Linked DNA regions of Homo sapiens: regions 2 and 3 are each linked to region 1. Evidence: read pairs that join two places in POLR2A ChIA-PET (ENCODE). Cell type or tissue: GM12878. All regions are shown on one strand. Region 1 overlaps CAMK4 (calcium/calmodulin dependent protein kinase IV). Region 2 overlaps STARD4 (StAR related lipid transfer domain containing 4). Region 3 overlaps CAMK4 (calcium/calmodulin dependent protein kinase IV).

Region 1 (2,500 bases):
CATTTTAAGCGGTATAAAACAGTGGTGAGCAGGAAATGGGCATTTAATTAGAACATCATCAGAGACTCCAAATAGCCATAAAATGATGATACAATGAATCCATAAATGCAAAGCTTCTGAGACTACAAAGACAAATAATGGAGGCTTTGCAAGAATGGTCTGGGGCTTCGGGTATGCAAACACACAATTCAGCTGCTGTTTCCATTCCCGAGACAGGCTCAGCTAAGGTTGTGACAAAATCATGACTCTAAAAGTCAGCAATAAAGATCTTAGGGAACTTTAGATCATGGCTTTTTTAAAGCTTCACTGAATTTACACAAACTCTGACCTAGCTGAAGTTGTCAGCAAAGATAAACAGTTCGGTAAACTCTACAAAGAAATGTACAGAAAAATCAGAAAATCAGCCTACTACACACAAAAATAAACTTGCTGGGCATGAATCCAAGAAAACCCACTCAGATTATCATAAAGATCACTGAAAACACTTTCTGTTTGTAAGGAGAAATATAATTGCTTGATACTTGGGAAGAGTTTTTCCATTCATAGCTCACCAAAGTGAGCAGATCCAATGGAAGTGATGATGGCACAGGATGGGCAGACCAAAGTTATTTATAAGGCTCAGGAACCAGGGCTTCATGGCCATCAACAGTAGTTCAGACAACATGCAACTACAAAATTAGACCTTCAAACAATGTCCATCAGAAATGTACTTCAATTACACCAGGGAATTTTGATACACAGCCCAGTTTAAACACCACATAAAACCATTCTTTTTTTTTTTTAAGTACTAAGTAAAAGTTGGACAAAGTATAGCTTTAGGAGTACTGGGATTTTGTTGGGTTCTTTTTTCATCAATGAGCTCACTGTGATGCTACTGCCATGAGGTGCTTCACATTTCCCCCCAGCATCTGATGTGGGCCTCATCACAGTATTTGCACAGACTACAGAAACAGCTCCTCCAAACCACAAAAGTCCCCAGGGAAATCCCGAGAACCTGACTGCAGTACCCTTTTTACCCAATGATCCACACATACTTGGCTAGTTTCATTTTTATCACCATCACTCACAGAAAGGCAGGTGCCTAATGATGTAGAGCGGTGTGCATGATGCATTGATGGGGGATTAGCAGAAACAACTCCTTCGCCTGGGGGAGCTGGCAATCAGGTGGAAATGTACATACTCAGGAGTAGATGGGATGTGCAGGAAGATTTCTGTGAATGCTGAGAGAAACTGACCCCTTGGTTCTTCAGTTTCCTTCTCAATATGTTAATTTCTTCACATTCTGCATGAACATCATCTCTGACACACTTTAAAACTTGTATTTTGATATTAATATTAGTTTCTGGCATTACAGAGTGTGAAGGCATTAAATGAGGTTAGCAGGTCTGTTCCCTGTGTTTTACAAGGGTGTCAACCCTCTCCACCTCCAGGAAGGGATTCTGTGCAGACATCTGGGATCATCTCACAGCGCACACTGCCATGGCCACGTGGCAGCAATCTCTGCCAGCCTCCCAGAGGGTCTTGTCCACAGTGACTTCCCTTTGGGTGTCAGTGCCCCCTACCCTAAATTCATTTCCTGTCAGTTTCTGTCTTTGTAACAAACTTATAGACATTAATGAAGCAGGAGCAGAGCTGGTTATACCCTAGAAGGCAGAACAAAGGCCCTTGCCCTCAAGTTCCAAAACAGACCTTTTAAGAGTAAAATTTGAGTCACTTCCACATCCATGTGCGGGAATAATCAAGACAATGATAATTTATTCTGAGCTTCTATTTTTCATAAACCAGATTCAATATTCAGATCTTAAACTATGGTAGTTTTACCAGAGTTTTATTTCTGCACACAAAAAGATTTCTGAAATGCTTTTTCCAGGTGAAAAGAAAATGCTTATATATAACATTACAGATAATTTATAATTTAAATAATTGAAATTTATTTGGGAATGGTTTAAATAGTGAGTTGACTTGTCATTATGTAACCAAATGAAGCTGATAATGACAGTCTTATCTCAGATGAAGAAATATCCATGTGCATATATGAATATCAAATTAGAAAATTAAAATGGAAATTTTTGTCTCACTTACTATTGAAAAATGAAAGAAAAGCCTGTATATAATATACTCAATAACCTCTCAGTAGCTAATCTTTTCTGTTTTTCACAAAATGGAATAAAGTCAACATCATAAAATTGTAGCTAAGCATTTTAGCAAATGCACCATGTACATTTGTTCATTTCTGTTCTCTTCAAAAAATTGTCTTTCATTTTTCTCAACATGGAAGCTGTCAGCTATTTTGATATGGCATGGTGCTTCTCTTTCTGCTTCTTTTTAAATGAAAAGTAAGAAACAGAACATAAAACAGTATTGGAGTTCCCCAGGTGACATGACTGAGAAAACCAAATGCTGACCATCTGTTGCAGCAGAACAGCCCAACCCTGTCCGGAACTGGAAATGTCTCTCCTCCCAGGTTCCGGGGCAAGCAGGGCAGCCGGCACCTGCTGCT
Region 2 (2,500 bases), 250 kb before region 1:
AGTGAAAAGTAGGAATTATGCTAAGAAATTGGTGCCCTGGCACCAAAAGAAGACAAAGACCAAGTAATTCTTGTTTTGAGACAATAACATATCAACAAAATAAGGGCCTACTATGTGCCAGGCAGTGTTCTAGGTGGTGGAGTTATAGTGGTGAATAAGAAAAGGACCTCTATGCTATTAGTTAGGAATGAGGTGGTCAAAGAGTAGAATCATACACCTATAAATAAGTTATTATATTGTCAGATAATGATAAGCACTATGAAGAAAATAACGATGTAATAGTAACTTAAGAAGGCTTTATGAAGGATAGGAGGTTTAAACTGAAATTGGCATTACATTGTTATTAGTGATGCTAAGATTTGGGATCTAGCCGTATCAAAGACCACAAGTCAGCGATAAGCTAGCCTGTTTGAGGGACAGAAAGAAAACCAGTGTAGAATACTGTAGACAATGAGGTATGATGGTGTTAAAAGGAACCTATTCTTATTAAGGGCAATTCCAAGCCTTTTGACTTGAGAACTTGGGCTCAATTGCCATTTTAATAGTAAATTGTTAAAATGAGGAATACTGTGACAAATTGAGGGAAGCCAGGGGAGGCAAGAGATTCCCTTTAGGCTTGAAGCTTTAAGTAGGCTTCTGGATCTGGGATTTTTGAGCTCATTGAAACAAAGAGGACTGGAGGTAAATGTTTGAGAGTTAACAGCATATCTATATATGAGATACAATTGCTTCCCCTTCCTCCTGTCTTCTCTTCTACTTTCTGTATGAGTGATTTTAATTGTAAAAAATATGTAATTCTCACCTCTGGCTATGGGTTATTCATCTTGGGAGCAATTAGAAAAAAACTATGCCCGGGTCCTACTCTCAGAGATTATGATTAGTTGATTTGGGGTGAGGGTAGCTATCTTTTATAGCTCTGGTAGGTTATTATATTGTGAAACCAGATTCGAGACCCACTGGCCTATTGCCTCAAACTGTGGTATTTGCTGATGCTAATCTTGGTCTCCATAACAGAGAGAAGTAATGGAAGGCCTGTCTGATGTTGCTTCTTTTGCAACTAAACTTAAAAACACTCTCATCCAGTACCATAGCATTGAAGAAGATAAGTGGCGAGTTGCTAAGAAAACGGTAAATTAGTTCAATTACTTATATTTGGGGTATATCTTCTATCTAATGAATTGGTTGATGACTTTTAAAATTAAATGGAACAATATGGACAAAGACCATACTTTGGATGGATATGCAAGAAAAATAATTGAGCTAATAAAGTTGATAGTCTAATGTCACACAGAGGAAGAAATGCATCAGTGGTAATCCTATACTGCTTTCATTAGCTCTTTGGATATTAGACAAGAGAATAGGCTCATGGCAACTAGAACCTAAAGAATGGCCTCTTAAGTCAGCAAATAAAATGTATCATTATTAATTTAAGAAAGTGTAGTACTTGAGAGTTTGGAATAGTTTCAGGTATATCAAAAAGCCTATGAAGGTAGCTAGTTAGTATTCCTTTTTACTAATGTGACTTGCCCAAACTATTACATAGGTGACTTGAGTGTTGCTAGAACTAATTCTAGAACCCAGGACACTTCTAGTTAAGTGCTCTAGCTATTCTGATATTCAGAATTACTTGGGAAATGATGAGGAAAAAATGTAGGGACAAATTCATGTTAACACTGTCGTAATAAATGTGAATTGTTTAATTTTTTAAAAGTTATGAACAATGTCAGAATGAAATAGTGTTCCTAGTGTTAGAGTCTGAATGCATCAGTAATGGTAAATAGATAAGATTGGACTAAGATAGTGCCATCATTGAATCTTACAGTGTTTGGATATCATTAAATACTACTGAAAATATTCTTTGGAGGTCTGTAATTTAAGTACAATGTGAAGAACTTTAGGATACAGAAGAAATTCAAATACAAATCCTTTTATGGTATAGATGACTTTTATGTATTCTGAAAATGTACTGGTTTTATTTTAATGCAAAGACAAATTCTATAGACTTATAAAATTATCAGTTTTGTGTCTAGGGTTCCACCTATGCAATTATTACCATATAATGTTTTTATTTTTCTAGAAAGATGTAACTGTTTGGAGAAAACCCTCAGAAGAATTTAATGGATATCTGTAAGTAACTTTTTATAGACTTACACAGCTCTTAAGACATTTCAAAACTTATATCCATTGTCACTAAGTAGTCATTGCTAGTAAGATTTAGCTTTTTAAGAGTTCTTTAACTTTTTTTTTTTTTTTTTTTTTTTTTGAGACAGAGTCTCACTCTGTCACCCAGGCTGGAGTGCGGTGGCACAATCTCGGCTCGCTGCAACCTCTGCCTCCCGGGTTCAAGCGATTCTTCTGCCTCAGCCTCCCGAGTAGCTCGGATTACAGGCACCTGCCACTGTGCCTGGCTAACTTTTTTTGTAGTTTTTAGTACAGATGGGGTTTCACCATCTTGGCTAGGCTGGTCTTGAGCTCCTGACATCCCGCCTTGGTTTCCCAA
Region 3 (2,500 bases), 220 kb before region 1:
ACAGTATTCTTCCATCTCAGACGCTCTTCTATTTGGTTGATTTTTTTCATCACCACCTGCAGTTCCACCATGTCTTTGGCAAATTTCATGAAACTCCTTATTTCTTATTAGACAGGAGCTCAGGAATGGATGTGGGGATACCAGGGATTAAAATATTTCACTCATTTTTTTTCCCAAGAAATTTGTGTAGGGTGTTAAATTTAAGACCCTTGAAAACCTAACAGAAATAAGAAACAAAATTGATAGCTAAAAATGCATTTAAAATATTCCTGATAAGAAATATACCAGTTTGGAATTGCTTAAGAAATTAAATAGTCATTTGCCCATTTAAAAGGACTAAATCTAATAATTTCATATAAGATGCAAATAAGTAAAACAAGAGCAAGTTTACACAGCTGGTCTTGGGCTCATATTCTTTACTAGTGTCAAGTAATAAACTGTTCCCTAAATCTGCTGTATATTACATAGTGGATATAGACATAGGAAAGCCCTGGACAAGAATTCCGGTCTCAAGAAAATTCCAAAATAAAAAGCAATGTTCATTTTCAGGAAATTCTATCACTAACTGCATTTAGTATGTAACAGAAAATCACAAAAAGGCAAAAAGTAATCTTTATGGTTTTTATGAGCATTAGAGGTATCTAGAAAATGTCACAGCAAGGTAAATAGTTTACATAAATATTGCTTTTCTTCACTTACAAGATGTAGGTGATTATTCCTACAGACCACATGTCCACCTCAGGTCCATAGGCACAACCTCTAAGAATTTCAGGTGCTGCAGAAAAAGTGAAAATTGTGTTAAATTAGAGCTTAGTCAATATTTATATTTTAATATCAAGCAATGGGAAAGAAATAAATTCATCAAAACAATTTCTGAACAGTTTTATAACCAATCTTCTCTCCCCAAACCACAGTATGAAGCTATAAATACTTATGTCTATTTTAGTAGGAGAGATTATAGTCTATCTGTTTTGGGATGCATAAAATAACACTATTAACTTTAATATTCTATGTCAGAATATCATGATACTGCTCAAATCAAGTAGATAGAGCTGTATGTATGCTACAAAAGACGCAATACTTCAAAGGGAGTTTTGTACATAGAAAACAAAGAAATGAAAGTTAAGCATAACAAGGGAGAAAAAAGTCACAAGCATGCTGCCTTGAGATCTAGACCTGCTGGGAGCAGGGTGTGTCAGCGAGTGTGTGGGTCTGACAGTGTGCAGGGTGGGAACCAGTGTAGGTGGTGAGGAGGGTTGACAAGTATCTAGTCTAGACGGTTGCAGCAGGAGCTAGGAGGTGTCCTGGCACATGTCCTGGCATTGAGAGATGCATGTAGGTCTCCAGAGAGCAGCTGATCCCAATCAGCTTGAGGTCATGAACTGAGAAAGGGGAACTTATCTGTGCACAGTGAAGCAGCTTGTATTAGTTCTGCCCGCTGTTGTGAAAAAGGAAGGCTTTCTCAGCCATAAAATAGCCCTGGTGTGGAGAATAGCAGTATCTTTTATATTTTTATTACCTTAGATTTGTGAAAATGGGTAATTAACTGGATCCAGGCACTTTCCCTGAGTACTAAGGGTGTTATTTGTTTGCCTAATTAACAACAGAAGAAAAGGGAAAGTAAGAGCCCCACCATCTATGGAGAAATAGAGCTCAGGCCTATTGTCCAGAGTGGCCTTTCTTGATTTTGAACACAAGTGCGGCAGGTGCCAGCAGCGTACTTGAAGAAGGAGCTTCTTGATTAATGCTGATGGCTGCTTGAGGAAGGCCTTGGGGATGAGGACACCATACCATTCTCTGGGATAGGGGTTGGAATGCAAGTAAACAGGATTCTCTGTCCATGCTGGCTGGAAATGTCACATTCAGTGTTGCCTATCAAGATGAGCTCTGGGGCTGGGCACAGTGGCTCACACCTGTAATCCTAGCACTTTGGGAGATCGAGGCAGGTGGATCACCTGAGGTCAGGAGTTTGAGTCCAGCCTGGCCAACATGGTGAAACCCTGTCTCTACTAAAAATACAAAAAAATTAGCCAGGCATGGTGGTAGGTGCCTGTAATCCCAGCTACTCGGGAGGCTGAGGCAGGAGAATAGCTTGAACCCAGGAGGTGGAGGTTGCAGAGATGGCGCCGCTGCACTCCAACCTGGGCAACAGAACAAGACTCTGTCTCAAAAAATAAATAAATAAATAAATAAATAAGTGAGCTCTGGAGGGAGGCTATCCTCATGGGACTGTGGATTTACCATACAGGAAGGAATACTGTGGGCATTCCACTGACCTCTTCCCTAACTATCCCTTAACTCTCATCATGTTCCAATTTCCCTGTAGAAGCTGGGTTACATAAAATATGAGGAGTCTTCAAAAGGTCATGGTAAATGCATATTATAAAAAATTATGCATGAATTTCACAATTTTTTGTACCAAAATAAACTTGTACTAACTTGTCATAACATGTCCAAACAGGATCTAGTCTGAGACACTAAAAAGGCTAAGACTTCAGTT

Evidence for each region. ChIA-PET counts read pairs that join two places held together with the same protein. Peaks named below come from ENCODE experiments on the same cell type or tissue, not always from the same donor. Only the 100,000 strongest peaks of a DNase experiment are listed, where the experiment ranks them.
Region 2: POLR2A ChIA-PET joins it to region 1 with 5 read pairs; 1 of 35 experiments calls an interaction of 5 or more read pairs at or near these places.
Region 3: POLR2A ChIA-PET joins it to region 1 with 5 read pairs; 4 of 35 experiments call an interaction of 5 or more read pairs at or near these places.

The regions. Positions count from the first base shown.
Region 1 is chr5:111,253,344-111,255,843 of GRCh38, reverse strand. The region is part of intron 1 of CAMK4 (calcium/calmodulin dependent protein kinase IV); the gene reads right to left. Among named protein-coding and RNA genes, the nearest start is that of CAMK4, 30 kb to the right of the region's middle. RefSeq lists enhancers at 656-705, 866-1,135, 1,356-1,445, 2,254-2,343, 2,484-2,500. In GM12878, no CTCF peak of the experiment used is centred here; DNase peaks (open chromatin) are centred at 983 and 2,440; H3K4me3 peaks cover 1,306 bases; H3K27ac peaks cover 2,500 bases.
Region 2 is chr5:111,505,957-111,508,456 of GRCh38, reverse strand. It overlaps STARD4 (StAR related lipid transfer domain containing 4), which reads left to right. Exons shown (of 6, transcript NM_139164.3): 2 at 1,015-1,128; 3 at 2,078-2,127. The coding sequence starts at 1,024. Among named protein-coding and RNA genes, the nearest start is that of STARD4-AS1, 5.0 kb to the left of the region's middle. In GM12878, no CTCF peak of the experiment used is centred here; no DNase peak of the experiment used is centred here; H3K4me3 peaks cover 1,704 bases; H3K27ac peaks cover 341 bases.
Region 3 is chr5:111,471,586-111,474,085 of GRCh38, reverse strand. It overlaps CAMK4 (calcium/calmodulin dependent protein kinase IV), which reads right to left. Exons shown (of 11, transcript NM_001744.6): 8 at 700-775. Among named protein-coding and RNA genes, the nearest start is that of STARD4-AS1, 39 kb to the left of the region's middle. In GM12878, no CTCF peak of the experiment used is centred here; a DNase peak (open chromatin) is centred at 1,281.